Regions from separate parts of the Mus musculus genome. Here all the other regions are linked to region 1. Evidence: chromatin loops called from intact Hi-C (ENCODE). Cell type or tissue: left cerebral cortex. All regions are shown on one strand. Each heading gives the region's core, and the rest is flanking DNA. Links, peaks and the distances in the headings are about the cores only.

Region 1 (10,585 bases), core at 1,587-9,586:
ATCTTCGAAGTGTTTTTACATTCCATTAGATCGACAGCATAGGTACAAAGGAAAACCCGGATTTAGGGACAACTGGAGTGATGCCACAGAAATGAACCTGCTAAAGCTGATTTGTTAGCTAGGAGGGAAGCCCAAGCCAGTCACATTGACAGCAGCTCCAGTTTTGTCCCAGCTCTTCTTGCTCAAAGCACAAAATCCAGGACCACTTGCAGAACCAGTGGACAACTGGGAGTATTTCAAACGATAAATAAGTGAAGGGTAAATGGTTAAATACATAATGAAAATTTAAAACCTTTAATTAACCTGTGCTTCTTCAATGAAGCCACCAGATTGTAGACAGCAGACATGGCACGGGCAAGTTAAGATGCCATCATTTAGGGTCTAGAGTTGCTCTGGGAACCAAGACAAAGAGTTTCTACAACTGGTTTGAATCAAAGCCACTACTCAGATTTCTACATCAGGATCTATCTATCATCCCTTCTTCCTACATGGGAGAGAGGCTCAGGGCAGGCATGAAAAGACAAGACTAATGAAGTCTCACAAATGTCTTCAAAGCACAGCTGTGAGGCTGGGAAGCTCACCAGTGATTCCCCAGGAGCTTCCAGGAGTCTTTCCATCAGCCATGTTTCAGTGGCTAATGGAGCCTGTGTTGTTAGATGGTCACACACTTCCATGAGGCTTGCTCTTAAAGAGAGTCTCTGCCTTACTTCCAATCAGCATCACTCAGTCTTGCATCTCTATATGGCAAGAGAATAAGGGCCAGGGGTTGAGGACCAAGAGATACCAAATGGTTCTCATACCTGGGCCCAAGCTGACCTTGCCCTAGGCATACCATTTGTGTTTAGCAGCTCTACTAAGGGCTAACAAATACCAAGCCACACATGCCACAAATGTTGGCTGGGATCAGGAGGCTGGAATTATCTCTACACCGCACACCTTCGGTAGCCATGACCGTGAGGTAGCTTATGTATCTCATCTTGGCATCACTGTAAAAGAACCTAAGAAATCTATCATCTCTTTCCTTTCATTTAGAAAACTCTCCTGGCCCCAAGATAGGGACTTCCTCGTTCAAGCATTCCCGTGAACTTTATTGGTCATCCAAATAAATCACTTCTTTCTGTAGCCCCACTGCAGCAAAGCCACCCAAAACACATGCTGCAAGATTTGATCTTTATTCCTCTCTTAAAGGGCATCTGACACTTCCCACAAGATGCGCAGCTTTAAAATTAGAACCAGGAGGGGGGATGCCTGCTTCCCCTCCGATGGCTAAAGCTACCCCACAGAAAAAATCAGGACATTCCTGTAGCTCACCAGCAAACAGCTGAACCCTTCCCAGACATCTTCCCCTGTCTTTATTTTGCTGTTGTTGCATTAATCATCCTAACACCTTTTTAATTATAATCACAAACTGGAAGCCATGGCTTGTGATGTTATAAATAAGGATTTTTTTCCAGTTAAATTAGGCACTTGCTGTTTTATGTTTTGATAGGAAGGGACTGTTTGAAGCCTCCTAAAATATCCCAATTAGTTCTTGCTGTTGAAACAGACAAGACATTAACAGACACACTCCCTGTCTCAGTGTGATGTGCTGGAATGTTTATGGCTCGGTGTACTTCTCTGCAGCTTTTAAGGCACAAGACAATTTTTTTCAAAAGTGGGAGAAAACAGTCACAACACACATGCTTATTACGTATTCCCAAAATAATGGCCCAAACTTTTCCCAGGCTGTAATCTAAACCCAGGAAGCATGTCTCTTCCACAGGAAAGCAACCCTGTCACAGGACATTTTACCTATTGGCTCTGTGGAACTGATAGCATCGCTTCAGCGGACAAGGGCTCTGTTTCTGTTTGACAGTTGCAATTAATTATTGAAATGTGATCGAGATGGGGCCACCCGTCCAGATCTGTTATCCAGAAAGATATGAAGAGGGAGGAAAGAGGAGGGACAAGAGAGAAAGGGGCTTGCATTCTGAGCATGTGCACGCACCAATGTTGTTTTAATGTCGGGGCTGGCAAGAAAGACAGATAATCGCTATCTGACCTGCACTTAACTTTCTCCTGCTCCTTTCCTCCCTCGCAGTTCCAACACCTGATGGTGTCCTGTCAGAAAGAGGTATATAACTCCCAGCAGAAGTAACTCCAGTCTGTCTCCAAGGATGCTCAAATTAGAAGGATCTCTGCACAGGGCACAGACATACTTATAGCACCAACTGGTATCTAGACACCTAGGCTCCTGATACTAAATCAACCCAGTGTTCATTCAGCCAAGAGGAACATAAAGTTACAGAGGTAGGAAATAGCCAAAGCGCCTACACCGTCTTTTTTTTTTTTTTTTAACTGTTCATTTTGCTCTGACCTTAAAACACTGAAGTTGGATTCCAGCCACACAAACGCTTTTGAGGGCGCTTTAGATTGATTCCTGGGGATCTCAAAGCTCGTCGTCAATTTAGCTCTCCTGTCTCATTCCTCCGCTTGTTCTCAACTAGAAGCCCAGCGCCCTGTATTGGCCTGGATTGGGAAACACCCCACAGACAGGCGGGAGAGCTGGGGATTCCCAGATTTGAAGCCTGGTAGTTCTCCAAGGCACCTGCTCCTCCCCTTTCCCAGAAATAAAGTGATCTTTTAGCTGGAGTCCTGTTCTCTCATCTGTACCGGGACTCTGCGCAAACAGGCCAGGGCTCCCACTGCCCTCCCCTGGATGCTCTGGCTATGGGCTCTCGGGACCCCTTATGCGTCTGGCACTCCGCAGCAGCCTCCTACCTGTACCATTCCAGCCCCTTCTCGTAGTTCCTGTCGAAGAAGTGCGGCTCTACGCCCACTGCCCTTACGTCCGGGTGGACTCGGATAGCCTCCAGCAGCGCGCGTGTCCCTCCTTTCTTGACCCCGATGATCAGTGCCTGGGGCAGCTTCTTCTCCCCATAATCAGGGGTGCTGGCGGGGCCCCGTTCCGCACTCCCGTTGGCCGCCCTCCGGCCTTCCAGCTCCTCGGCTGCGCCTGGCTCCTGCGCCCCGCGCCCCAACAGCGCGTCCTGCTCTGTGACCGCGTCTCCGGGGGCAGGCGGGCTCCTGGGCCAGGCGTCCCGAGCACCGCCGCCGCTCGCCAGTCCCCAGCCGTCGGCCGCAGGAGTCGTGAAGCGCTCGGGGGGCTCGGGCGGTGGCCCGCGGCTCGCGTTGTCCGGCGGCGGCGAGGAGGCGCCGGGGCGCACGCGGGGAGGCGGCAGCGAGGGAGACAGCAGGCTCGGCGGGGGCTCCGCGGCGGATCCCGGGGGCTCCTGCAGCGCCAGCGGGAACTGCAGCGAACCCGAGCCGCCCAGCAGGCTGTAGCACAGGTAGGTGACGGACAGGGACAGGGTGCACATGAAGAGCAGCTTGCGCGCCGGCGGCCCCTTAGTGGAGGCGCCGGGCAGCAGCGGCGGCGCGGCGAGCGGCGGCGGCGGCGGCGGAGGCGGAGGCGGTGCGGGCCACCGGGCCATCGCGGCTCCCGGCTCGCGGCGGCGGCGGCCCCCGGCGCTGCCCGGACATGGTTTCAGCCGCCGCCCCCGCCGCCGCCGCCGCCGCCGCCCAGCCGCCCCGGCTGCATGGAGCGACGCCGCTGCGCCCCCGGCCCTGGCTGCCGTCCCGCTGCGCCGGGGACAAGCCCGGACGCATGGCCCCCTCCCCTCGCGAGCCCCCGCCGCCCCCCTCAACCTCAGGCCAGGAGCCCGAGGGGGGCGCCTAGTCGCGGCGGCACCTGCTCCGTGCGCAGCGCCCCGCTCTCCCCGCGCTGCCGCGGCTACCGCTCCCGCAGCCCCGAGTTCCTTCCCTGCTGCTAACTTTCTGCCGGGAGAGAGGACCGGCGCCGAGGGGCGGAGGCGAGGGGGCCGGGCGCGCGCCCGCCGCCGCCCGGGGAAGGAGGGGTGCGCCTCGCGCGTGCCTGCGGAGGGGGTGCGCGAGAGCGGAGGCGTGCGCCAAGGCTGGGGCGCCCGGGAGAGCGGAGATCCCGGCCCCCGCCAGCCGCCGCCAAGCGCGCGCGGAGGACCTCGCCCCGCCCTAGCGCTGCGCTCCCACGGGAGTCGGAGGTGTCCGCGCTCGCCAGCGTTCGCTCCAGACTCTTGGAGGGAATTGTAACCCAGAGCTGGCCTGGACCGTCCTGCGCTGGAGAAGCTGAGATCCTAGCAGTGACAAGTTCCCCCAGGTCTCCTCCGATGGGACTCTGAGAAAACTCAGCCCATTTCTGACTGTCTCTTCCCTAGCTTTCTCCTGCCTTGCTTTCTGATGCAGTTCTTTCCCCACCCCAACTTCCACCTCCCCAGCCTTATCTTTGAGGCTCCTGATGGGTGGAGCTTTGACACAGACCCCAAGGTTTCCCAGACTAGAAGCTTTTGCCCCTGCCTTTTCACCCAGAGACTGTACTTTCTGCTGGGAGATGGCGCTGTCCCCTACCGGGTCCCTTTAACCACAGGTGCACCCACCTGTGCCCTGTGGGAGGCACTGCGGGCTAAGGGAGCTTGGGGTTCCCTGAGCTGACACAGACTGGGGTCCTCATCCCTCCAAACACCAAATAAGCAGAGGGATGTCTGCGTGTCACTTCACTGAATATTTTAGGTGCCTGTGCTTAGCAGAGAGATTTCCATCCCTCCTCTCACTCGGTGGTATTAAAGGCTTTGCGAGATTCTAAAGTGGACTGGTTTGTTGTAGCCTTTAGCGCAGGAGAAGGGGAAGATGGAACCTAGAACTGGGGGAGCGTCCATCTAGGGAGGCTCTCAGGAGCCCTTCTTCGTGAGTACTGGCACTGGCTCTAATGTGCTCTACCCTGCTAGGCACAGTTAGCTGGTTACCCAGACTATCAGCTTTCTCCCTCTTCTGCTGCAGAGGCTGGCTTCTCCTGTTCTATTTGATCTCATAATGGGAACAATAGTTGAAAGAAAATGTATATAATGTCTAAATATTAACAAGATACCTAGTGCCAAAGAGAGGAAAAATGTTAATCAAATATGACGAAGACCGGGGACTTTTCCCTGGGTGAACAAAAGCTCGCTGCTGCTCTCAGCTGGACATGAGTCTTCCACACCGCAGCTTCGGTTCAGATAAAGATTATTCCTTTATAATACATTTTTTATGGTACACAGGAGACTCTGAAATACGGAGTCTGGTGTCCTGTAAATCACCCCCTGTAACTAGCGATGCTTTTCTTCAACCACCACACAACTCCATTACTGTAATGTTAATGGGAAGGACCAGCTGAAGCTGACAGAAATGCCACTTCATCCAGCCCTCCTTCAACTCCAAGTGCAGCTGTCAGATAGGAAGTTCGGTGTCTGCTAATGTTGCCACTGCCTCGGGTTGGACTTCTTTTGCTAGCTAGGGCACTAGGATGCTGAAGCCAGAGCCTTGCTGCTCTTGACCCCCAGTTCTCAGACTCTCTCGGTTCTCGGCAGTCAAAACAGACCTGCCCTGTATGCAGTTCTCACTAAAGATGTGTTCTCAGACTTGGGAAACAAATTTTTTTCATAAAATGGTGTTAAAATGTAGCCCAGAAAGGGCAAGCTGATAGTAGATATCTGGCAGGCAGCAGGAAGAAGGGAAAATGTTTAAATCGACTCCAAATGGTTGAAAACTGCAGACTTTCCCTGGAGGATCAGTCTACTTACTGATTCTGAATACCCAACTCTCTTAGTTGGAGTTTCCACTGCTGTGAAGACACACCATAACCAAGGCAACTCTTACAAAGGACAACATTTAATTGGGGCTGGCTTATAGGTTCAGAGGGTCAGTCTATTATCATAAATGTGGGAGCACGGCAGCGTCCAGGCATACATAGGGCTAGAGGAGCAGAAAGTTCTACATTTTGATCCAAAGGCAGACAGAAGACTGGCTCCCACGTGGCTAGGGGGAAGGTCTTAAGGCCTACCCCCACTGAGACACACTCCCTCCAACAAGGCCACACCTACTCCAACAAGGAGACACCTCCTAATAGTACCACTCCCTGAGCCAAGCACATACAAACCACAACTAAGCCTGAAAACTCAGATCTAGAACTCAGGCCTTCCAGAAGAGCCTACAGGCTCTGTGTTTTCCCCTGTCCATCTGGGTTGTGCCTGCACATTTATGACTCTTATCTGAGAAATCTTGTCAGGAAGATTTCTCAGGATCCCTTTTCTTTCTGATACCTAAAAGAATGACATCAAAACAAACAAACAAACAATGAATGACATCTTATTGGTCAAACACCATGTCCAAGAAGTGATGGGGAAGAGGCATGCATTCTCTCTCTCTCTCTCTCTCTCTCTCTCTCTCTCTCTCTCTCTCTCTCTCTCTCTCTGTGTGTGTGTGTGTGTGTGTGTGTGTGTGTGTGTGTGTGTGTTCTGTTTCTTAGAGAGAAACTCTGTGCAATCTATACTGAGGTAGTTGCATGCTTCTCTATATAAAAGGGGTCCCTGAGAACATGTCCTTAAGAAACTTAGAATAAAAAGATGCTATGTAGAGAGAATGCCAACTCCAAGCTGCAATGCCCACTGGGTCTGGAGAGGAGAAGTAGGATTGTGTTTTGTTTCCACTGCCAACATCCGTGCTCACTCAGGCCTATCTGAGTTTTCACAGCTTTCTCCCAACGCATCTCCAGGCCTCCCAACACCTCATTTCTATTCATCCTAGGCAGCAATAGCAAGTGGATCAATGCCCCTGAGGAATGCTTCTCGCCTCTGTTAATGCCCTTTTTGGATCTTTCCCTAACTAATAAACTTCAACCTCTTTCCTTTGGAAGTCTCACCTTTCATGCACCCCACAGCCCTGCCTGATAAGTGTGGTCTCAATTTCTATGATGATACTGTATTATGCTTTTGCATCTTCAGGTGACAGAATCAAGACACACCTTACTAGTAACCTTAGTTACTAGTTAATAGCTTCCGAGCAGATTTTTTTTTTGCATACTTTCTATGTAGTTAAATAAAGAATGATAAGAGTCACCTGAATTTTTTTTTAAGGATTGAATTGAATTAGCTAACATATGCAAAAGATACCTGGCTGTGTGCCTGATGTGTGGTGGCCAGCAATAATTAGTTGGATCTAAATTTTGGCTCAGAACCTGCCTGCTTCTTTTCCTATTAAAATGTTGTCCCTGAAAAATGTATGCATGCCCTTGCTTCTATCCCAGTCCACAGAGTTCACTGAAGTGTAACTTCCTAAACTGCTGAGAACATGACAGCTGTGACTCAAAGCCTGGTGAGTAGACACTATCTCTGAGTCACTTGAACTGTGGTTTTCTGGACATTTTAAAAAGAAAAATACCAGAAGGATTTGGGGGAGGGGTAGTTGTTTAATTGAAGAGATTTTTTTTTTAAGTAAGCAGCAATAGTCAGGAGAATGTCTAATAGTCATTATTCTCCAGACACTGTCCACCCTCCTTGTGGGAACATGGAAGGGATGTGATTTTCTGGATTCCTTCCAGAACATGTGGCCATGGAATGTTCTAGCTACTGAAACACAGCCTGATCAGAAGGAAGGACATCCCTTCTAGGTAGAAGCTCAGAGACACAGTCCTATAGGCAACTGTGGAAGAAGCAGATGGAGCTCCTTCAGAAGAATACAGACCCAGTGACATGCATACAACCAAGGCATAATCCTGCATGAGTCTTAACATGAAAGACGTAGGGCTTGCTTGTTATAGCAGCACAACCCAGACTGTCTGACTGATTACAGTCCACATACTCATTTTGATTTGACTTTCATTGGCTCTAGCTCAGGAGGACTCTAGCTTGTCATACCTAGAGAAACCTGCTCATATGTGCTTATTGCCACACAGCCAAGACACAGAGCCAGCCTATATGTCCCGCAGCAGATGAAGAGATAAAGAAATCTGATGAATGAAACCACGACATTTTTCAGAAATATTGATGGAGCAGCAGGTCATCATGGTGAGTAAAATAAGCCAGAAAGATGGTATCACACCTTTCTCATCACAACCTATAGTGTGTTTGTGCAACTGCATGTGTGTGTCTCTGCACATGACATGGAAGGGGTAGGGTGTGCCAAGGACCAGTCTCAGATTGGAGAGGGCTTTGAAGAGAAGGGGTGCCTGGGAGTTGCAAAAACAATTGACTGGAAGTCAAACCGTGGGTCCCAGAGCTGGAAGTCAAACCATGGATCCCAGCTGGCGGTCTATATGCTACAGCTTTCCAGACTGGCATTTACTCTACTCAGTTCTGCTTTCTCTGGAGATCTCCAGACACAGAAACTAACTCTCTCTCTCTCTCTCTCTCTCTCTCTCTCTTCTCTCTCTCTCCCTCTCTCTCCCTCCCTCTCTCCCTCTCTCTCCCTCCCTCCCCCCTCCCTCTTCTCTCTCTCCCTCTCTCTCCCTCCCTCTCTCCCTCTCTCTCTCCCTCCCCCCTCTCCCTCTCTCTGTCTCTCTCTCTGCTCTACTCGAGAAAACTCTCCAAAGTGTTTTTTGCAATTCTAAAAAATTCTCTGGATAGCTCATCTCTTGCATACCATAAGCCAAGTCTCTTATTTTACATATCAACCCAGTCATTTACTCCAGGTTCTGTTTTGGTTATTCTATGACACAGCATCCCATGACCCAGCCCCTTGATTCTTTCTGACAAGCGGGCTCATACTGCAGCTGCTTTTGTTCTTTTTGATTCATGAAGCCATTCACACAATTCATATTGCTTCTTTATATTCTGCAGAGTTGAGAAATTATATATTTTTGACCTCATGTTTTTAGAGTTCTTTCCCACAGCCTTAAGGGCTGTCCTGAAGGTCCCAATATTTAGCATTTTGTGTGACATTAGACACACCTTCATCTCCCAGACAGTGCTATCTCTGATTATCTCAGAGTCATTGACACTGACAGGAAGGGTATTTCTTGAAGGAGGAACATAAAAATATGTACAGCATTACACAAACAAGCCTTATGCCCACAGCAGTCTTGGACCCTGTTGGCCCTGTTCCATGGGTGGGAACCATGTCCTTCCACACCTACCAAGGCCATGCTGAACCGGGCAGGGGTGTTGTCAGAAAGAGCAAAGGAATTACCAGGAAGGGCAGTTGGAGCACAAAAGAGAGTAAAACAAACTAAATATGGACAAAGGACAGATATACGTATATGAAATTTAATAGTGGATCTCATTGTTTTACACACTAAATACACACTAATAAATACAATAATAGAAATAAATAAAATAAGATAAGAATAGAACCAACAAACAAATATCAAATAAATATATGTAATAGAATAAAAGGAATAAAATTTTTAAAATTGACAAAATCCTAAGGAGCTTCATTCTTCAAATATTAGAATTCTGTTGTACAAATTTGGTTTTAAGTTTCCAAGCAATATAGAAGAACACTTTCCTCAAACACAGCACATAATGAAGATGCACATCTGGAAAATTCTGAAGGGAAACTGGATAGACTTTCCAGCCAAACTAAAATGATGAAGGCAGGACATAAGACACTGTTAGGCAAGAAGCAGAAGATCAATAACATTATATTGATGACCAGGGACAGTAGGACCCAACTCTGGAAAAGAACTGAGAAATCAGGAGCTGCTTTGAGCTAAAAGTCTCATGTGGCAAAATCTGGGGAAGAGAATTAACCAATGCTTATCAGAAAGATAATTGGCTCAATAGCACATCTCGAAACAGAATAAACATGGAGATCAAGTCATGGGCTTGAGAATGCTAGGGCCAAAGTGTGTTGGTTAGGGTTTCCATCATTGTGAGATACACACCCCTGACAAGAGCAACTTGGGGAGGAGGGGTTTATTTCATCTTACAGCTTGTAGTCCATCCATCAAGGGAAGTCAGTCGAAGCAGGAACTCAAACAGGGCTGGAACCTGGAGACAGGAGTTGATGTAGAGGCCATGGAGAAATGTCACATACTGGCTTGTCCTCATGGCTTGCCCAGCCTGCTTTCTAACAGCACTCAGGACCACCAGCCCAGGGGTGGGGCCATCAATAGACTGGGCTCTACCCCATCAATCATTAATCAAGAAAATGTGCCACGGGCTTGTCCACAAACCAATCTGATGGGGATATTTTCTCAATTGAGGGTGCCTCTTCCAAAATGACTCCAGCTCATGTCAAGTCCACATAAAAACTAGCCAGCACAGGAAGTCAGGAAGTCATATCTGTATCCCCTAAGGATATAAATATTCCTGTACTTTTTTCTACATGCAAATGAGAACACTCCTGTGTGTTTATTTACGATTTACTTATGACTATGAAGTGCACCATAGTCCTCTCCTTCCCTTGTCCTGGGGGTGGGGTGGGGGTGGGGTGGGGTGGGGAGACTGGGTCTTTAAAAGAGAGTTATTGTTAAATGAGGACAAATAGGCAGGCTGCTAACACCATAAGACTGTGGTTCTCTAGTGGTTCTATAAGAAGAAAAAGATAACTCCCTTTCTATTTCTCCCTCCTTCCCTCCTCCTTCTTTCCCCCTTCCTCTATTCTCCTTCCGTTCCCTTCCCTCTCCCAACACACGTTTTTCATGTGAAAGAACTACAGGAAAGTGGCTGTCTACAGGCTAGCAGAGTCTTCACTCACTGCTGCTCTGGTTTCAGACTTCTAATCTGCCCAGCTGTCTGCCAAGCATCACACAGTGGGT
Region 2 (10,585 bases), core at 1,562-9,561, 800 kb before region 1:
TGTCCCAAGCTGCTTTGAACAGAAAGGGAAGCCAATTGATGCATGTAGTTGGAAAGTATAAGCCAGACATGACTTCAGGCAGTGATGCATCTGGGTGCTAAAATGGTGTGATTGGTGGTATTTATGTTTTATTGTTTCCTCACTTATGGTCTCATTCTTGTGCAGATGTCCCTGTCCAGGTGTCCCAGTGGCAGCCAACACCTCTCCTGAGACACACCAACACAGCAGCTAAGCATTTATAAGCATGATTATTCATTCACTTATCTGGGTCTAGGTATCTACTTTCCTGAGATATTTATTGGCTTGAGTCTCCTCTCTATTGAAGATAACCAAGAATCAGTGTACCAGACCCACATGACTTCGACAGCCAATGCATGACTAGAACTTGTATATCATCCATAATGAGATACTTGGAAATCTTTCTTAGAGACAGAGATAGAATAATTGTCTTCCGTGGGTGAACCCAAAGTGACATTTACTGAACTGTTCAGAACCTGAATTAAAAAACACCCATTTTTCTTTGCATTTGGCCCACCTGTACAAGTTCCCCCAAGGCCTGTTTCACATACCTGCTGCTTTCTGAGGGGTTCCGAACTCCCTAACAACCTTTAGTTTCTTTCTTCCACCTTGCTCCCCTGAGGCGTGGGTCTACATTGGGCCCATGTGACTGATGCTCTTTAAGGCCAGTCTTGGATAGCATCAGTTTATTTTGGTAATTGATACTTAATGTGAGAGCAATGGACAGATGGATGGATGGCTTATGAAGACTCAACTGGAAGAAGTATTTGGGATTTACAAGACCTATTGAGGTGAGGGCAGTGCCAGAAGCACAGGCAAGTAGTTCTCAGAAATGTGCAGGACAGGCACAAGCACGTGAAGGTGGAGATGTTTCAGTTCCCAGGCCAGAGCCCCCTTTATCTTGGGATTTCCTTTACTCTCCCTAGAGATCCTGGTCAAAGCAGAGGGTTAAAAAACATGATGCTGGAAGTGTTTCCCAGCTCTGCCACTTCAGGGACAGACTCTATTCTGTGTTCATGATTTTTCTTTGCTGGAGAAACTTTGAGGAGCCCTTGGAGGTCAGCTTACCTCCTAGAATACCCATGCTTCTCTGTCTCCTTCTCCCAGGCAGCTGCCTGCTAACCCAAAATAGAAATGCTAAAGTATGGACCAGACTAATGGAGCCTGGAGCCTGATTCTGGCAGCTAAAGAAAAGTGGAAGACTCCAGAAGTTCACATGGCAGACAGACTCTGGCTCTGTGATGGGAAGACGGTAGCTCTCTGTGGCATCCAATGCCTGACACACAGCTTTTGTGCTGCCAACTCAGGCTTCTGGGAAACATGAGAGAAAGAAGGGAACAGTCCTGTAGAACAGATAGTCCATATAGAAAGTTTCCATGGAATGTCTTTATTTTCTTCGGAACAAGGCAGGGTGCAGTCATTTTCTGATAACACATCACATAGTACCTGCCATCCGTACATCATGAATAATCCCACTTGATCAGTTATCTTCTAAGAAGAGCACTGTCATGACCTCCCCAACCGCGGCACACTTATACACACACACCACACACACACACACACACACACACACACACACATTTCCAATGATGTGGTAAATGATTATACTGTGATCAGCTGACCTTGTCCTTGGTTTGAAAGCTGGTAGGTGGAACAGCATGACTTAAGTGGTTTTCCTAATGAGCATGGGATATGGTGAAATAAAAGATTTTGCTTTCAGGATCTCCCTAGCTGCATAACTCTGCAGAAGTCTTGCTTTCCTCATCTGTAAATGAAGCCAAAATAATAAGGTTGATTACCAAGTAAGACGGCACAGGTACATATCTATTATACAATCTAATTCTCTGCAGAGGCGGGACAGCCAAGAAGACATAGACTCTTAGCTCATAAGCAAATTATTTAAGCTCCATGAACCCAAGACTTGAAATTGGAGGTGGAAAATTTTTTACTAGATCATTTTATCTGTTAAATAACCAGTAATAATTGCTAGTTATTAAAAAAAATGTTGTGAGTATTGACTGAAAAGCCACCTGAAAACATTAAGCATGTCACATTCACAGATGCCAGGAAGGCTGCCTGCTGCTCTTCCCTCTTTGACAGCCTATTACCAGCCACATCTTCATTCACTGGGTCCAAACCATATGAGGCCCTGATCCAAACTCCCTTCTGTCAGATCCAGACCAGAAACAGATTAGAGTGAGCAGATTAGGGAAGGGACCCTCCTCGTGAGCACCAGTTGGGCATTAGCACAGTTAAAATCTAAAGTGAGAACTTCTGGTTTCTTTGGAAAGTCAGTCGTGTTGGATGATGATTTGCTGGGGCAAACACATGAAGGAGTGTTTTCCTGAAGCAGACACAGGTAAAAAGATGATTTGCTAAAACAACAACAAAAAAACCCACACGCATAAAAGGATGCGCAATAAAGGATTCTTCACTAACAATACACATGTATATTGGCTTGCCTCCCATCGTGTAGCTGAGCTCTGTTTGTTGTGACTCCATAGAGAGAAAGGCACTGAAACCCTTCTAATGGTGGTCTGGTGGCTTCTTGGTGCCGTAGACTCAGGCCAATTGGCAAAGTGACGGCAGCTAATAAAGACGCACATGAGGTTTTGCTAAGACAGACTCACATGCTGAGGCAAGACCCATGGAGGACACATGATGTTTGGCGGGAGTATAAATAGAACTCAACAGACAATGACAGGGGATTGCATAGCTCGCTTTACAATGCTTCTTGGTCTGGAGTTTTCCCTGATCTTCACTTTGTTAAGAGAGGCATGTCGACGAACTTCTGACCTAATCGCTCCTGCTGACTCATGCCAATTTAGCTGAGGCCTGGCTGTTTCTGCTAGGTAATGCCACTACTACTGATTCGTGTTTACTATCCCAACACCACTAAACTGGACTGCCGATATATTCATAAAGTCTTTGTGAATGGATCAAGCTGCTGTTGCTAAGTGCTGTGATCTGAACTGCGGACAACGCAGGTGGGAGTTGCTCCAAAGACCCATTTCTAAACAGATCTACTTCCCTGTATCCTAATAACGTTTACTTTCTACTTCTGTTGGGGAATGGGCTAAAAGAGAGGTTAAAACATTTATAGAAAATGTTATAAAAATTGGGGTTTAAAAAGTTTAAACTACAAAAATCTGTTTAATTTTTTCTTGGTGTTCTTAGTGTTCCTTCAGTGCATACTACAAGGATTACTGCTTCCTTTTAGCAAATAAGCAAAGCTGTTAGGGGTGGGGAAGTTGGCTCTCCTCCTCACTCCAAGCGAAGGAACTCTCAGTTCCATGATCAGCTGAAGCACTCCCTGCCAGCAGCAGCCATTGCGGTCACTTTGTGGATAATATAAGATTAAACAAAGATTGTGGCTTAACACCCTGGCTCCTGAAGACAGTTTTCAGCAGCCTCTTCTCCATTAGAAGAAGCCTCTAAGAAATCTAGATGGTTCTAGAATTATTTCTACTTTGGCCACAGGGGGCGCACTATCCCCATTAAAGGGGTTGCTGAGATTGGGGCTGGAAAACTAGGCTGGGACTAGTCCCTAGTATAAATGTCAGACACCATGACTGAAGCTAAAAGGTTAAGATGTGGTTGGTCTGTTAGTTAGTTCTTGTTGTTGTTGTTTTGTCAATTTGACACAAACTTCTCATCTGAGAAGAAGGAATTTCAAGTTAGGAAATGTCTCTGTCAAATTGGCCTGTACATAGTTCTGTAGGACATTTTTCTGATTAATGGTTGATGTGGGAGGGTCTATTCAACTGAATAGAGTGCCACTGCTGGGCAGGTGACTCTGGGTTATATCAAAAACTAGGCTGAGCAAGTCTTAGGGAGCAAGCCAGTAAGCAGCACTCCATGGCCTCTGCTTCAGTTCCTGCCTCTGGGTTCCTGCCTTGAGTTCCTGCCCCAACCTCTCTTCGTGATGGACCATACATTTTAAGTCTTAGTAAATTCTTTCTTATGCAAGCTGCTTTTTTGCCGTGTTTATCACAGCAAGAGAAAACAAAGTAAGACAGTAGTCCAAACAAATGGCTATGATTGATCAAAACAAATGGCTGTGGTTAGTCAAGATACCCCTCCTCCTTGTCATAGAATCAGGATTCTTAGGCGTACTGTCCTAGTTTCATCTCTGTCTCTGTGATAAGGTATCCCAACAAAAATCAACTAAGAGGAGAGGGTGGTTTATTTCAGTGTGCAATTGCAAATCACAGTCCGTCACTGTGGGGAAGTCAAAGCAGGAACTTCAAGCAGGTAGTCACATCACATCCATAGTCATGAGCAGAGAAAATGAACGTGTGCATGCTTACTTGTCTGCCTCCTATGTTCATCACTTTTTCCCCACAGTTGCACAGTTTGACAACCCCCATTGGTAGGGAATTATGCCACCCACAATGGGCTGGACATTTCCTCATCGATTTAAGACAGTCCACCATAGACATGGCTGCAGATCAACCCAATCTAGATAATGTTTCATTGATACTATTTTGCTGGGTCATTCTGGGTTGTGTCAAGTTGACAATTAAAAGTAGTTGTTATGTTCACTCAGATTTTCAGCTAGAAGACTCTTCCTCTGTTGCTAGAACATTAAGCCCAATAAAAATATCTTCAGGAGTAGTTGTTTCTTGCCTGCTTTTCAGGAGTGCAATCAGAGACAATAGAGAGACAATAGAGACAATAGAGAGAGGTTAGGCCAGCAGTGAGAAGCTGGTTAACTGGCTGAAGCAAACAGCTGGATTACTACTCAGTGGTTACCAGGAGAGGAAGAAGGGATGAGAAGTAGAGAAAGAAATGACTACAGGAGGGTAGAGGCCTATAGGGACCCAGAGAATAAACCTGTAGGTTCTGGCCACCGGAAGAGAACCAGAGAGCTGTAAGGTATTGAGGCCAAGAGGTTTAGTCCCAGGCTGAGAGCTGTAGTACTGGCCATTGCCAAGGACTAGGGCTCTGGTACCCATGGTCTGCGTGAGGAATGTAACTTGTATATGACTAAGGGCCTGCTTCCCGAGGACTGCTTAGGTACTTTGGCAATAGGGAGTGCTGCCAGTTGCTGCTTACTTCTGTCTACAGGTGCTGTAACTCTGAGGGAAAGGAAGGCACCAGAGAGCCATTTGAATGGTTTCCCCTCAGCTACCCACGATTTCTATCTAGGTAGAGCCCAAGAAACCCAGGCAACTGACTTGTGATGAGGTGACAAGAATGCTTTGAAAGTACCCAGAGAGGTGCTGATAGGTTCAGACTAGGAAAAGGGCAAACATAAACGAAATGAGGTCATTGCTAAAGTGGGGACCTCAAGAGATGCTCGGTATGGTTAAGAGCCCCTCGTTACTCATTCAGAGGACCTGAGCTTGGTTCCCAGCGTATACGTGGAGGCCCACAATCACATCTAACTCCAGTTCTTGAGGATATGTCACCCTCTTCTGGCCTCCCTGGGCATGAGACATGCACATGGTACACATACAAACATATGGAGGCAAACACTTCTACAGATAAAATAAATTATTGTTTCGGAGTTAGGAGTTGCTTACAACAAGGAAAAGTTGAGTTGAAAGACCTGAGACAGTGTGTCTCGTTTTTGTCACTCTGAGATCATGTATTAAGGAGTTCTGGCCAAGGCCATTGTGATGGCCTGCAGAGGTGGGATGCGATTTCATTACATACCAGCAGGTGTCGATATTGTCTATCTTGATAAGCACACCCATGCCATGATGATGGATCTTAAAAAAAAAAAAAAAGATTTTAATTGCACACTCTTGCACTCTTGTAAGTCAATACATCTTCATACTCTCCCACTAAGACTGTTACATATGAGAATAGACAGTGTTCTAGGTTTCTCATGAGTGCTTAAAACCTGGTTATTACATTAGTGATTTAGGAACAAAACATCTCTGAATTCTAAGCCTTGGCTGTGGAGAGTGAGCTTTACAGCATCTATCCAAGAGAAAAGAGGAGAGAGCAGGAGGAGAGGGTGGGAGAAGGACAACACAAAGAAACTTCACAGCAGCCAATTGATTTATCAGAACCTTAAGCCATGGCTGGAGCATCTGGGTTCAAACATTAAAGCCCGACTGTAAGCCCAGCTCTGTGAGCAGCCTGTTTGCTGTAGCATATACACAGTAAAAGTAAAATTGGGGAGTATGAAATAATCCATGGTACCCACCAAACAAATGGTCTAGTGCGCAATTCAATCTTAGTAAATATGAGCTATTACACTTATAAACAAACAGACTAGTTTTGCAAGTAGAATGCTCAGAAGAACCTAGTCACCAGAAATGTTTGTTTTGCTTTTCTGCTCACTTTGGTGCTCTTGAGCATTGTGGAGACGGTGCCAACTACTTAGGAAGTAATTGTTTAATGAAGGAAAAATAATGGGTCAAAGTAACCTTTGGGAAATGCTAATATAAACATGAAGAGATGATACCACGCAGTAACACTTGTCACCCCCTTCAGGATGCAGGAACATGTGTTGCTCAGAACGCCTCTGCAGGACAAGGAGCCATACTTTTTTCATGTCTCTCATAGAATGTGAACAGAAGGAAATGTGTAACTTATCACTGGGGCCTTCAAAATAAGCTATGGAGAAAGAGGATAACAGGTGTAAGCCAAACACTGCCTCTCCCAGCAGACTTTGAGAATGCTAAAGCCAGCAAGAAAACACCGAAGTCACAGTGGGGCTGGCAATATAGATCCATGGGTGAGAGCACATGCCACAGATGGATGAAGACCTGATTTCAAATCCATAGCACTCATGTAACAAAGAGGGGTGCGTGTGTATTTGTCTGTACTGGGGACAGAGTCGGGGGATTCCTAGGGCTTGCTGGCTGCCAGCCTAGACCTCATCCCACCTTAATACAATAGAATGATGAAGTGCTAAAAGAGACCCTAAGCTCTCTGACCTCTGAGTACATGGATGTATAACACGTGTGCGCACGCACATACACACACTTCACATATGCACAATGCCAAACATATGCATACATGTGCACACATACCATACACACATATACATCACAAACACACACACAAACACACACTGTAACATGCTAGCACTCAGACACACACACATCACACATACACACATGCAGGCACACACATAATGAATATATACACCACACACATGCACACACATGCATGCATGCAAGCATGCACATGCATGCATACACATACATCTTTTAATGAGGTTTTTGACATATTCTTTGTAGTGTCTTTTATAAATAAACATTCCTTTGAATTCTTTGAGATGTTCAAACAAATTAATCAAGGCCAAAGAATGGGCTGTTGCGATTCTAGTTTATAGCTAGGCAAAAGGACAGGTTAAAGAACATGGGGTTTGCCACAGATGTCTGAAATGTAGGTGGGGACAGTTTGGGAAGTAATTTCTGATGCCATTTCCAGGTGGATAGTGTCTGCTGTGATCACATTAGTGGATCTTCACCTGGTGTCCATCAAACACAAGTGATCAGTTACTCACTGGGGAGAAAATTCTTATACATATGGTGTCAGTGATCTAGGTTGATTGTAGTGTGAAAGTACTTGGGAAAAGCAGCAATTTGTCCTGACAGACACATGGCGATGACGATAATAGTAAGAGTTCATTGGTGTAAATACTGACAGGAAAATGCAAAAGGTTGTCAGATTAGATTCGGTGAGCAGGGCTCAAACACATCCTGCCTGTGAGAAATGAGGTATCAATGTAGAGGCTGACACAATTAAAAAGGAAAACACCGTGTAAAGTCTTATTATCAAAGAGAGCTGGCATGGTTATATTAATGTGAAAATATTGCCAATGATCTGGAAGTCCATTTGCTAATCATCAGAGAATCAATTCTTAAAAAGGACACGGACCAGCCAGACTTAAAGCAGAAGCAAGAAAAACTGCAATCGCAATTGGATGAACAGAGAGTATAGCCTGAGAATTCAGTACTTTTCTCTTGATGATTGACAGAGTACGTAGAAGGAATTAGCCACACTATGGGTTCGAGAGCACTACCATCAAACTCTACCGAATTCAAATTTATAATACACTCCACCAAACAATAGAAACACGTACAATTTTTTTTTCAGGGGGAACATACAGCATTTACCACGATAGATCATTTTGAGGGCAAGGAAACTCTTTTAGCCAGGTGTGGAAACTGATTCTAGCAGTTGGAATCTGAGTCAGGGGAACCCTGAGGTGAAGCCAACTTGGGATGCATTGTAGGACTCTATCTAAAAAATGGATAAGTAAATAAATCTTTCAAAATTTAAAAGAATTCAAATATAAAGACCCACAACGTACTAGACTCTCCAAAAGCTGGAAGAAAGGATGTTGAAAGATTTCTTCATCAAGAGCAATAAATGGGTGTGCAGTCATCCACACATAGATTATCCATGCCCCAGCGAGTGAGTTTGTAAAGCATGGAGTCTGGTTAGTGGGACCCAGAGTCATAAGGGTATGAGGTCACCCACTGGGGCCTCACATTTCCATGCATCTGAACAGCACTAACAGGGTTCAATGTATTATAAAATGGAGAATTAAGGGCATGAATATAATCAGGATATATTGTACACATGTATGAAATGTAAACGGAATAGCTACATAGGAAATTGAAAAAAGATAACTATTTGGTGCCGTGGTTTGTTTGCTTTTGGTTGTTGCTTTTAACTCAACAGGAGCTAAGGTCATCTGGAAGGAGGAGCCTCAGTGTTTCCATCAGATTGATCTGTGGACAAGCGTATGGGCATTTTCTTAATTAATATTGATGTGGGAGGGCACACTATACTGGGATGTATAAAAAAAAAAAAACTCACTAAGAAAGCCCAGGGAGTAAGCCAATGAGGAGCATTCCTCTGTGGTTTCTGCTTCACTTCCTGCCTTTAGCTCCTGCCCTGACTTCCCTCCGTGAAGGACTATGTCCTGTAAACCCTTTCCTCTCCCAAGTTGTGTCTGATCATGGTGCTGGCATGGTGGGTGATATTATCCAGGTGGGAATGCTGTACGGTGTTTGTACATTATGCCCTATCCACAGGTCCAGTTTTGTGATTTGCTATACATTTATTTAAAAAAACAATCCTAACTCACTCTTAGCAAGTGGCATACATCTTCAATTAAAATAATTAATATGCAAACAAGCAAATGAACAAACAAATGAACAACTAAATAAGTTCTCTACCCATAGTGGGGTCTGCTCTAGAAATGTGGGGCTTAAAGCTCTCCCTCCTACAGTAGGTGGAAGTCCAACAGAACTTTTAAACAGCCCATGTATTGAGGAAGAAGCCAAGTGGTAAGTTATAGAGTATTTTGAAGTGGATAAAAATATTCAAATGTCATAAATGTTTGAGCTTACCACTGAGTCAGAGTTTAGGAAATATTTTACATTTTATGTTATTCCTGTTGGTATTAGAATGACAGTGTCTTCTGAGATCCCACCAGAGCCTCCCACTAAATGGACCACAACAGTATGTTAGACCTTGTCCAGCCTGCTTCTCTGAAGGTTTACAAATTGGATTCCTTAAACAAAGTAGTTCCAAGGACTTCAGAAGCATATGGTCAAGTCTAGTCAGTCGGAGCAATGAATTTACTCTGGGTTCAAGTTTCTATGTCAGTTACCGTTATATTCCTGTGTAAATACCTGCAGAATCTTGTTTATGGTTTCATTATATAGTGGAGAGGGTGTGATAGGATATGCATCCATTACTGTAGAAAGGCTGTGGCAGATCATGGTAGCTCACACTATGCCATTTAGGACGCGAATGAAAGTTATCAGAATAAAAACCAAGTATAATCTTCAGAGTCACATTTCCTGTGACCTCCTTCCTCTAGTAAAGTTTTGCCCCTTAAAGCTTCTACCGAATCCCAAAACAGAGTCACCAGATGGTGATCACGTATCTAACACAAACTTCCTTGGGGGAAGCATTGACCTTCAAGGCAAAACCCCACGAAGATAGTCATAAACACTTTGACTAAACTGTTAACAAGTCAGATCTAAATCCATTGTATGTAATGAGGTTGGCATGCGCTGATTGTGGAGTATCCTGGCACTGAGGCCAGGATTTTGAGTTTTATTGAATTTTCCACACTTTGGTCTTCCTTCTTCTTGAGTTTCATGTGTTTTGCAAATTGTATTTTGTGTATTCTAAGTTTGGACTCCTCAACTGCAGTTCATAATATTAACTAAATAGAAGAAGGGAAAATATGACAACTTCACAAATGTAGACGTAAGGTTTAATGAAGTCCCTAATTTCTAATGAAAACCTCTTTTTGGACTGGAGGTGCAAATAGAAGGAACTGAAGTTGATCCTCAGCTCTCCTGTAAAAGGGAGGCCCAGTGGCCTGTCTGTGCAGTCACAGCATTGATGAGCCAAAGATAGGAATCACCAAGTGAGATGAACTGGCTGAGTTTCAGGCCAGTGAGAGATTCTGTCTCCCAACTGTGCTGCATGTCTGAGATACAACATCCAAAGCCGTCCCTGGTTTGTACAACCCCATTCACCACAGGCTCATGTGTTCCCACCCCAACCACTGTCCCCCAATCCTGTCACCACCAACCCCAGCCTGCCAACTTAACTAAAAGATCTAAAACCT
Region 3 (10,585 bases), core at 903-8,902, 1.4 Mb before region 1:
TGATCTCTCTGTCTCTGTCTCTGTCTCTGTCTCTCTCTCTGTCTCTGTCTGTCTCTCTCTCTGTCTGTCTGTGTGTGTAGGCAAGAGGACAGCTTGCAGGAGTCAGCGTTCTTGTTCCATAATATTGGTCACAGGGATCGAACTCAGGTCATGCAGCTTGATGGCAAGTGCCTTTATCCACTGAGCCATCTTGCCTGCCCTGAGTCCTTACTCTTGTGTGGGATCTAGATGAAGACTTAGGTGGAAGTGGGTGAGGGAGGGTGACACGAGGGGGTGGAATGTTGGTCCTAAGATGAGTGGGTCTGGAGCTCTCGGACAGCATGGTTGGACTGGGTGCATTCAGCTGACTGGTAATCATTATACAATAGGTAGGTGTATTGAGTCAAGACAGTGTACTTGGACTACATCATCTCTCTGTCAGTTGAAACAATGTTCCTAGACTTTAATTGTTCACACTGCCTTCACACAGTTCATCTTGCATACTTAGGCACCATCTCCACCATTGTTAAGACTCTTTTCAAAACAGGTGATGCAATGCAAATGTGTGGCAAATGTGTGGTAGCATGCACTTCAGTCCCAGCACTCTGGAGGGCTACAGATCCAGTTCCATCCAGCCCAGGCTACACAGTGAGACTGAGTCCTACCTGTCCCCAAAACAAATCAGCAATAACAACAGCCCCCAACAATAGCAACAACAACAAAGAAAGCTTGACTCTGCCTTCCTACTGCCTTTCCTCCTAGTAGGAGGGAATCAAGAAAATGGATGTGGGCGGAGGAGGTGGCTCTGTAAAGCAGCTGCCTTGCTGGCACGAGTTTGTTCCTCTGACTCCACATAAAATCCAGAGACAGGCGGCTGTCTGAGGCGCCCAGCCAGTGTCCTTGTGAGCTCCAGACCAGTGAGAGTCCCTGTGTGAAAGGAAGTGGGTGGTGTTCCTGAGGTTTTCATCCAAGGCTGTCACCGCCACACACACATGAACCCATATAGACCACACGCATGTGTATCCACACAGACACCCACACATGTACCCACACAGACACCCACACATGTACCCACACAGACCGCACATGTACACACACAGACCACACAATATGTACCCACACAGACCACACTCACACATACTCCCCATGTACCCACACAGACCACACACACATGTACACACACACATGTACCCCCACAGACCACACACACATGTACACACACAGATACCCACACATGTATCCACACAGATACAAACACACACAGACACACACAGACACACACACAGACAGACACACACACACACGTACACACACAAACACACACACGTACACATGCACGTACAGACACACATAAAAAAGAAGAAAACCCAGTAAGACACATTCTGTCCTGAAAGCTGGAGTCTGAGGCAGCTCTGGCATGGATCCAGATCAGTGATGTTAGCGTGAGAGAAACGCTAAGGCCTGTGACCGCTAAGCAGATACTTTCTCATCCTTGCAAGGCCTTGGAGACAAGTGATCTGTGAACAGTTTGCTCATTTTGCAATTAATATTTTTCACTTACCTACCTATGTTCACTGCAAACTATCTGCAAATACCATCTGAAATCATCCTGCGCTCCATTATGAGCCGGGCCTGTGGTAGGAAAACATCGGTGCTTTCCAAATGGCCAGGCACGTCTCCATCCCTCCCAGCTTCTCGGTGACTGTGGGACTAGGTCCTGACCATGGCTGTGAGTAGGTGGGGCATGTGGCACTTAACTGCTGGCGCACCTGATCCTCTTGTGTGAAGGTCACATAATCCAGATAGCAGCCCACAGTGACGTCCTAATTTGTCACAAGTGAGAAATAGGCTGACTGTGTCAGGGTGCAGCGGTTCATTTGTTACAGCAGCAGAGCTCAGGGGACTCTGACTGTTATGTTGGGCCACTGTGGGAAACAGAGGCTCCCTAACTTATGGTGGCCAGGTTTACCATCTTTTGACTTCATCATGGTGCCAAAGTGATTCTTTGCTCAATAGAAACCATGACGTCTGATTTGGGATTGTGATCTTTGTCCACATTGGAGAGGTGTGGTGGGATGCTCTTACATGCCTGGCATCTGCAGTGAACCAGGACTGGTGGCTGAGCTCAGGATCCTCACTGGTACTCTTTGCACACTGAACCATGCATTCTCACACCCTTTAAGACTAGAAAATGCCTGTGTGTGTGTGTGTGTGTGTGTGTGTGTGTGTGTATGTGTGTATGACCACACAGCATTTTTTTTTCTAGAGCAGACTTTTTTTTTTTTTTTTTTTTTTTTTTTTGGTGTTTAATGGTTTTGCCCTATTGGAAGCTAACCTAAGCTTTGGGCACATTTCCGGGAATTGAGGTTGGAGTTTGGCAGGCGAGGGGCACTGGGGCAGTTATGACTTAGATATTTTCAACCTTGGATGGTTTGTTTACTGGGGCATCACCCATTGTAAGCCAAAGAGCATGGGGGCTGTCTTCAAAGACTTGACCTCCACCGGGGCCTTATGTTTCCTCCTCCTCTTCTCTCTTTCTCCACCCCACTCCTTTCCTTCTCCCCCCTCTTCTCTCCTCCTTTCCCTTTTCTCTTCCTCCTCCTCCCCTCTCTCCCCATTCTTTTTCATTTTGCTTCCCCTCCTTCTCCCTCCCTCTTTCCAGCCTCCTCTGACCAACTCTCTTCTTCCTGCAAGTGCATGTTCAGGTAAGAAAGCCCCAGACTGACTCCCTCACTCACATGGGGTCTTGATTGCCAGCTCTTAGCCTATTAAGGTTAAAAGGGGTCACTCCTTTATCTAATAGAGCCACCTCCCCAGGTAGGAGTCACCTCTTCACACTTGACACCCTCTGGCTGGAGGGAGGAGGAACTCACTTCCTCCCAAGGTGGTCCTTTCCCTCACTGGGTGGGTCCAGGTAGGAAGGGCTTTTTTGTTGTTGTTGTTGTTATTTTTGTTGTTTGTTTGTTTGATTTTCTTTTGGAGGCATGCTGGGGTTAAACCTAGGACCTTGGGTGCACCTGGCAGGTGCTCTGCAACTCAGTCAGCCCCTGGGGCTTCCTTTCTGATCCCGGCTCACCCCTGTTCACTTTTATCCTCTCTTTTCCAGCATCCTGCAGAATTATTCTCTCTTGTCTGGTAATACCTGGCAGAGGCTCAACACCCCTTGAGACGTCTCTTTAGTGGTTCATTCGTGTTGCAAGCATAGCATACCCTATGGAAGGGCTTGGCAGGGTGATGATCCTTAGTCCATAGTTGAGTTGTGTAGAGACTATAAGTCACTTCACTCATTCACGTTATCATTCATTTACCCTATGTCCGTTCTTTGAGTGGTGGGAAAAGGCTCAGTCAATTGAGGGTTCCTGTTACTCTTTGAGTTGCTTCTAACTTCTGTGGGAGCCTTTGGAACCCCCCAGTATGAGTGGCAGCTGGAGGAGGTCCCTACAGCTCTCTTCAGAGGGACTCTGTTGCTATTGGCACAGCTCAGCGGACAGGAAGACGGGGGAGAATATCCCTGTCCACTCTGCTGGCACTGCCTATTGGTCAAAATCTTCCACACATTAGAGAGCAGAAGGCAAAGGTGTGTGTGTGTGTGTGTGTGTGCGTGCCTTTATGTGTGTGCATGTATCCACACCCTTATGTGCACATGAATGCCTGAAGAGTAGACTACAGAACAAAAGCTGTCCAGGTCAGGGGTACATGGTGTCATCACAGTGTATGTGCCACTCCCAGTCTAGAGCTGCTGAAGGTGGAAGGTTAATGACCTACAAGCCTCAGGTGGACCGAGGGGTCCCGAAGGAAAGCTGACTTGTCTGATAACACCTGTGAAAGCATCTAATAAGGAGATCCACAGGCCAAACCCTCTACCATGTCCTGACTGCTGGGGAACTGACCCCAGATGGACTCTTCCAGCCCTAACCTTCCCCATTTTCCATACTATAAGACCTCAATACCCGCCCCCCCAACATCATGTGAGCACAGTCTCACCTCTATGGAGAGGCTGCAGACCTCCAGATGTTTTGGCTAAAGAGCAATTGTTTCTGGAGATGCCTGTCTGCGATCTTTTATTTCTGTGTTGCCTCCATTGGTCCCTAACAGAAGAGGCGAGTGATCTGAGCTGACATTTTCTTTGCCTCCCTGGCTACTATCTAGGGAATGTGTGTTGTTGATGCTGGAAGCTGGATTTGGAGGCTTGGTCCCCAGCCTGTGAGTGGTGCTGGAAATTTTAGAAGGTGGCCCAGTGACATGAAGTAAGTCATGGGGGTGTGGCCTCTAAATAGATATTGGAGCTCCCAGTCCTTCAGCCTCTGTCTTTTGCTTCCTGGATGTTCTCTTTTGTCACATGTTCCCACCACAATGTGCCAGCAAGCCGGTGACCATGGACTGAAATCCCTGAAACTGTGTGCCACAAAACCCTTTCCTCCTAAAATCTTGGTGCCCCACGGAGCTGTTCACCTTGGTTTTAGAGCCTGGAAATACAGGTTTATCAAGAGCATCTACCTCAAAAGCTTACTGCAGAGATCAGTGGTGAGGATGTAAACAAAGTCAAGCGCTGAGCACTGAGAGAGCTGTACAGTCACTATGATCTCCCGTCTAGAGCCAGGGTCAAGTTCAAACGCCTTGAGGGATGGTCCTCATTCTCTCCTAGCTTCCTTGTCTAAGACTCCAGGTATGAAGAAGGGCCAGGGATGGGGCGGGGGAGCTGGGGCATAGTTGTAAACTTCTGAGTTCGAGGCGGCTTCCAATAAGAGCTTTTACATCGGTGTCCCTAGGCCAGGCCATCTCTTAGTACATAATCTTGTCACATGCAAATGTGCAGCCACACTGTGCATTTGCTGGCTGATCTGTTTATCACAGGTTGTTACTAGTTAGTGTTTGCCACGGTCTGGTCTCCTGGCTCTCTAGCACAGCCTGGCACGGAGGAGACACTCTCTGAACACTCTGCTGAACGGATGAAGAAGCTGGGGACTCCATGCCAGTGGCAGGCTGTGCCCCTTGATGTGGAGGAGCACAGAGGGAGACGACAGGTGGGAGGGACTGTGATGTCATCAGCCTCACCCACAGCCAGGGTCATCCCGGGGTACTCACTGGCAGGGTCACTTTGGAGAGAGCCTCCAGACACTTCCCACATGCTTTGTCCATGAGGCAGAGCCGAAGCCTGAAGTTCTACAAGGTCCAGCAGCTTAATACCCACTTGTTAGCTGGGTGCCTTTAATTCCTGAGGGTCTCTGGTTCCTCCTTGTGACACGGAGACACATAGTACTAACGTCAAAGATTCTGGCCATGAAATAAGCTCACCTATGCAAACAGCCTGGGAGGGGAAAGTGCTCAGTCTGGTATTGCTGTGTCCTGAGGCCAGGCTGCCCTTGAACTTGTGGCTCTATTTCTGCTTCTGCTTTCTGAATGCTGGGTTTGCAAGCGAGTATGAGCACTGTCATTCCCAGTGATTCTCTGGCACCACCAGGCCTAGGCTTCCTGGCTGCCTGAGACTTCTTCCCCGCAGCCTCCACATTGGACTAACCTGGCTCCATCTGGCCGCTGGGCTGCAGCAAAGAGCTTCCCTTGATGCTTCCACCAGGACTTAAAAAAAAAAAAAAAGGAAACCCTTTCTTGGATTGCTGCCCGCGGCAGACACAGTTTAAATTAACTCAAACCATTTTCTCTCCCCCCCACCTTTACTGATCCGTTTTCACGGAAGGGAATAGGAAGCCTTTTCAGAAAAGAGCGTTAGGAAGCGCTTATCTTTCTGCTCTCCAGAGGATGCCAGGGCAGGAGGTCCTAAGGTTTGTAGCGAGAGCAAGGAAGTGGCTTTTAAGGAGGAGTTTTCGGGAACTCGGTGCAGCGCACATCCCTAGGGAAGAGTGCAAGGTCCCGCCACACCGCCGCTGCAGTGCCACATATGACCGCTAGGGGGCACCCAGGCCTTATGACTGCTAGAGCCTGAGCGGCGTCCACGAGTTGAGACTGCGCGCGTGCTCAGGTTTGCGAGCCTGCGACCAGAGCCCGCGCTTGCAGCGGCGTCCTAAGTCCCTAGCAGGTCTAGCGCGGAGCCTCGCGCTCCTCTCCCTCCCTCCCACCCCATCTGTGACTCATTTATTCGGCTTTTCTCCCTTTGTTTCATCGAACCTATGTGCAGCTCCCCTCCCTTTCTCTTTCCCTTCCTTCTCCCCTCCCTCCCTCCCTCCCTCCCGTCCTCTCCCGATTTCATTCCTCCATTCCCTCTGCACATCTCTTCACAGTGTCTTCCACCTACCCATGCACCCTTCCGCTCGCTCTCGCGCTCCCGCCTTTTCTGCCCTCCTACTCTCCTCTCTTTCTGGATTTGGCCTGAATAACTTCAGATTTCCTGCCAGTCGACTTCGGGTAGTGGGCAGCTTTTCTGCGCCTTAGACCAACCTTCGCGGCTCCGTGAGGCTGTGTGGTGAGGGTCCGCAGTGTACAGGGGACAGTGCATGGCTCCCTGGATCCGGACTCCAGCTGTGCCTAAGCTCTCCAGAAAGCTTTAAAACATTGCTGAGCTCTGGGCTAGGTTGTTGGATAGTAGATAAAGTACCTGTTGACCAAGTGGGAGTCCCTGGCGTCCCCCCCCCCCCCCAGCACCACAAACACAGTTTTAAGTTTTGGGAGTCCTGCGCTCTCTGCCCCCCCCCCCTTTCCCCCTAAGGCACAGCTTGTAACATAGAGTTATAGTTGGAGGCTGAAAATGATTTTGAGTGTTGACAAAGGGTGTGAGGGGAACCCATTTGCTTGGGATTCGGATTCAGTGCTGCGCTCTTTCCACCCTGTTCCAGGAATTTGCAGGTTTAGCTCCAGTCTCATCTCCTCCACCCCCAGGCCAGCACCAAGCAGCAAGGCTGTGCTCTGGAAGGCCTGCCTGTCCTGGCCACATTCCATTAGCAAACAGCATTTCCTCTGTTCCCCAAGCTTATCTGTGGGTCCTCTATGGTGCTGGGGGTTCCCAGTGGGCAGAGCTGGGGTAGGACACCGGAGGCCTGGCCTGAATCTTTGCCCTCTCTTTCCTGCTAGTTTTGCCACGAGGACTTCTTTGGCTCAGAGCCACCCACATAGTTGCCAGGGGAGAAACTTCCAGAGCCGGGCCCAACAGCTGTCTTGGAGGCCTTGCTGGCCAAGACTGATTCCTGGGTGTGGCTGCTCCTCTCTTGGGAGGAAAGTAAGTAGTTTTGGGGTCCAGAGTCATCTAATGAGTATTAGAAAAGCAGATAGGGGTGGGGTGGGGGCTACGACTATTTGGCCTAAGAGGTGATGGGGGTGGGGCGGATGAGGGAGAAGTTGCCAGTCCTTTCCAGGTGGGAAGGTGCAGGTGTGAGTCCCAGCCAGAGTTTTCAAGCTGTGCTCCTGTGACAGAAACATTTCAGAGTGGTCCCCGGTATCCTTTGCATGGTGGGACAGGTCCAGTATAGTCTTTTCTACCAGAACCAAGCAAGCAAGGCTTGGGAAGGCTTAACGAATTCCATGAGGTCACTGTTCTAGATGGTACTATTGGCATATTTTATTCTTTTCCTCTTCCTGAGTAAATCTCACTTTCCAGCCGTTTGCAGTTAGCTAAGACTGTTTATTTTGTTCCGGCAAAGGGAAGTGGAGGTGAGAGTAAACCTTTTCAGTCCAAAACAGGAAACTTCCTCTGTGTTCTCCTAGGCTCCCCCCCACACCCCCGAAACTGTTGTTTGAGCCTGGAGGACATCCCTCTGTCATGTTGCCCAGCCTGCAGTAGATGTGCGTGCAGACAGATGATTCTGGGTACTGTTTGTTATTGCAGCAGATCCCAGCCCACCCTGACTGCTACATCACATAGCTAGGGAGAGATATGGCTGGAACTGGAGTTTAACCCTTTCTGACCCTGGGTTCTTCTCTTTTTGCCTCAAATGTAGACTGGGGGAAGGTGTGCAGGTCAATTGACTTAACGGAGTATAGTTTTTCTCTCCACGTTTTCACACTTTGGAATTAATTTTTCTCATTACAATCAATGACATCCCATAGTCTTTGCTGGTACTGCTGGGAGTGTGACACAATTGTCTATCAGATTTTTAAGAATGTCAGCATTGTGGGCTGGGGAGATGGCTCAAGGGTAAAGTGCTTGTCTTGGAAGCTCAAGCACCTCAGTTTGATTCCCTGACTCATGTTAAAGAGCCAGACTGAGGGGTTTGTGCTTCTGATCTCAGCATCGGCTAAGCGGAGACAGGTCAGCCACTGGAAACTCACTGGCTAAGCAGCTGAGCCTAACCATTGAGCCCTAGGTCCGGTTGAGAGATCCTGTCTCAGAAAACAAAGTGGAGGAGATGTCTCAGCGCTGAGCACCTGCTGCTCTACCAGAGGACCTGGGTTTGGTTCTTAGCTCTCACACAGTGATTCACAACCTTCTGTCCTTCTTGGGCACTGCATGCATGTGGCGTGCAGACATGCATGCGGGCAAAACACTCATTAATATAAAGAAGCAAATAGAATTAAAAAACAAACCCAACCAAAACAGCAAGGCAGGCAGCTCCTGAGGAACAACAGCCGAGACTGCGCCTGCATCAGAACCTGATGGGCGTCAATGCCGGAAACCTCTTACAGAAAGCTCTGTCACCAAGCTCCTCTTGTTTCCCTAGAAGAGACTGGCCAATGAACACGCAAAAAAATATTAGTGACTCCAAGCTAAAAGCGACTTGCAGTGTCAGGCTCTGGTGTGAAGATGTGTGGAGATATTCTGGCCAGTTAGTTTTGTGGGTATTTTCCACTTTCTATATGCATAATCTATGATCATAAACCTATGGCTCACTAAGTTTAAGGAAGTTCTTTTGATACATACAAAATAAAAGGCTGGAGTGCTAACAAAGTCTGGTATTGTGGTTTAATTGGCAACATTTTTTCTTTCTTAGTGGTTCATAAAGATGACCTTTGGATCGATAATGTATTGGAGATTTGTTCAGATATGTTCCTGTAGACTTAGGAGGTAGGGCTGACATCTTTTGCTCACTGGGGTGTCCCAGACCCTACAGCCTTCTAGGGGAGGAGCCTGCTGATAGGAGGGGCCTGTTGATGGGAGGGGCCTGTTGATGGGAGGGGCCTGTTGATGGGAGGGGCCTGCTGAGGGGAGAAGTAGGTCCCACCTGGGAGGCTCTTGTCTCACTGCTCCCCCAAACCCCCTTCCCCTGAGCACCTGGCTTTGATATTCTCTACAAACTCCTTCTAAGAGCTCCTGGTTTGCTGCTGCTCAGTGGGGCTGGTAGAAATGGGGACAAATGCAGGCTCTACAGAGGGAAAGAGGAAACCTCAAAATGTAATAAAGAAAATCCCCATGGCCCCTTCCAGGAAAATCAAGTGAAATTTCTGGAATAAAGATTAAGGTGGCTGCTATCATTGACTGTCCTTCTCCCTTGGTGACAGCAGTCTGGATGGATGTGGCACCTTTGCTTGCAGGGCCAAGTTTTGGTGACATAGAAAGGGAAGGAAATACTGTCTTAGTCCTTCCTCATCCTAACCAAGTCCACGCACCGCCCCCTACCCTGCCATTTTGGAAATAGAAACCAAGGCTCCAACCTACCCAGTGAGGAAGGCTTCAAGTGAGCCCCACTCCTCAGCTCTCCCCTGAGCCCTGACTACACCAGTCAGGGCAGATGTGTTATGCTGCAATAATAAACAAGCTACCGCCTCACTCCCTGGGGCTTTTCCACAGTTCCTTTAAAATCTGCCATGTTAGGCTCAGCTCTCTCTCTCTCTCAGACCCTGGGGGACACAGCCAGCATGTTGCCTGCAAAAAAACAACAACAACAAAAAAAACCCAAAAAAACCAAAACATGATTCACTGCTGCTCAATGACATCATGCTGGGGTGGGGAGGAGAAGCATATCTAACATAAAAGAGAATGAAGACTCATTGCATACTCTGAAGAAAGGCTAGAATATTCCCGAATGACCCCATGATCTGACCACCTTCTCACTACAACCCACACCCCCATTTTTAGACTTTTTTATTTTTGTTTCTAGACCCCATTTGTTGCTTGTGATCACTACCATGCCAGCTCTTCCCACAGAGTCAGTCTCATTGCCTGTCATGGGGCTGTGCTTGTAAGACCATAATTCCTGGTGTTTGCTCTGAAGGTGTAGACACTGTATCTGTTTCCCTGTGGCCTGGACCACGGGCTGTGACACTGTATGCTTCCCTGGGAACTTGCTTGTTGGGCTGGGCTATAGCTGGGGTCCAGAAGGACTTGTGCTGAAGATTTGGTTTCTGGCACCTGGTGCCCTTGGGAGGTGGTAGAATTAAGAGGCAGGACGTGGGGAGAGGGAGTTGGGCCATTGGAGGTGTGGCCTGAAGGGATCCAGGCTCCTTCCTCTTCTCTCTTTAGATTCCCAGCCATGAGATGAATGGCTTTCCTCAGACATGTGCTCTGCCATACTGCTTACCACAGGCACAAAGACATATAGTTAGTTAATCATTGGTTGACATCTCTAAATCCTGGAGCCAAAAGAATCCTTTCCTCTTTGTAAATTCATTATGTCTGGTATTTTGTTACAGTAACCCAAAGCTTTGTAGCATCAATTACCTCGTACAACTGAGGAAACACTCAGAGCAGCTGAGCTACTTGTCCACGGACACAGAGCTGTTA

Evidence for each region. Hi-C counts contacts between places; a loop is a spot of excess contacts. Peaks named below come from ENCODE experiments on the same cell type or tissue, not always from the same donor. Only the 100,000 strongest peaks of a DNase experiment are listed, where the experiment ranks them.
Region 2: it touches region 1 in a loop (2.5-fold over the local background); 2 of 42 quality-filtered maps call a loop at or near these places.
Region 3: it touches region 1 in a loop (4-fold over the local background); 3 of 42 quality-filtered maps call a loop at or near these places.

What each region holds. Positions count from the first base shown.
Region 1 is chr7:123,976,069-123,986,653 of GRCm38, reverse strand. Hs3st4 (heparan sulfate (glucosamine) 3-O-sulfotransferase 4) reads right to left here and starts at 3,826. Exons shown (of 2, transcript NM_001252072.2): 1 at 2,761-3,826. The coding sequence starts at 3,473. Gm26974 (a long non-coding RNA gene) reads left to right here and starts at 3,200. Exons shown (of 4, transcript XR_003946874.1): 1 at 3,200-3,329; 2 at 7,133-7,200; 3 at 7,781-7,892. In left cerebral cortex, for the core only: no CTCF peak of the experiment used is centred there; DNase peaks (open chromatin) are centred at 3,268, 3,948, 4,368, 4,947 and 2 more places; H3K4me3 peaks cover 3,082 bases; H3K27ac peaks cover 1,209 bases.
Region 2 is chr7:124,778,111-124,788,695 of GRCm38, reverse strand. No RefSeq gene overlaps it. Among named protein-coding and RNA genes, the nearest start is that of 3100003L05Rik, 74 kb to the right of the region's middle. In left cerebral cortex, for the core only: CTCF peaks have their summits at 3,501 and 5,675 (motif pointing right); a DNase peak (open chromatin) is centred at 5,673.
Region 3 is chr7:125,389,139-125,399,723 of GRCm38, reverse strand. Gm30560 (a long non-coding RNA gene) reads right to left here and starts at 1,743. Exons shown (of 3, transcript XR_001778357.1): 1 at 1,541-1,743. In left cerebral cortex, for the core only: CTCF peaks have their summits at 5,646 and 5,845 (motif pointing right); DNase peaks (open chromatin) are centred at 5,579, 5,874, 6,238 and 6,886; H3K4me3 peaks cover 947 bases; H3K27ac peaks cover 1,011 bases.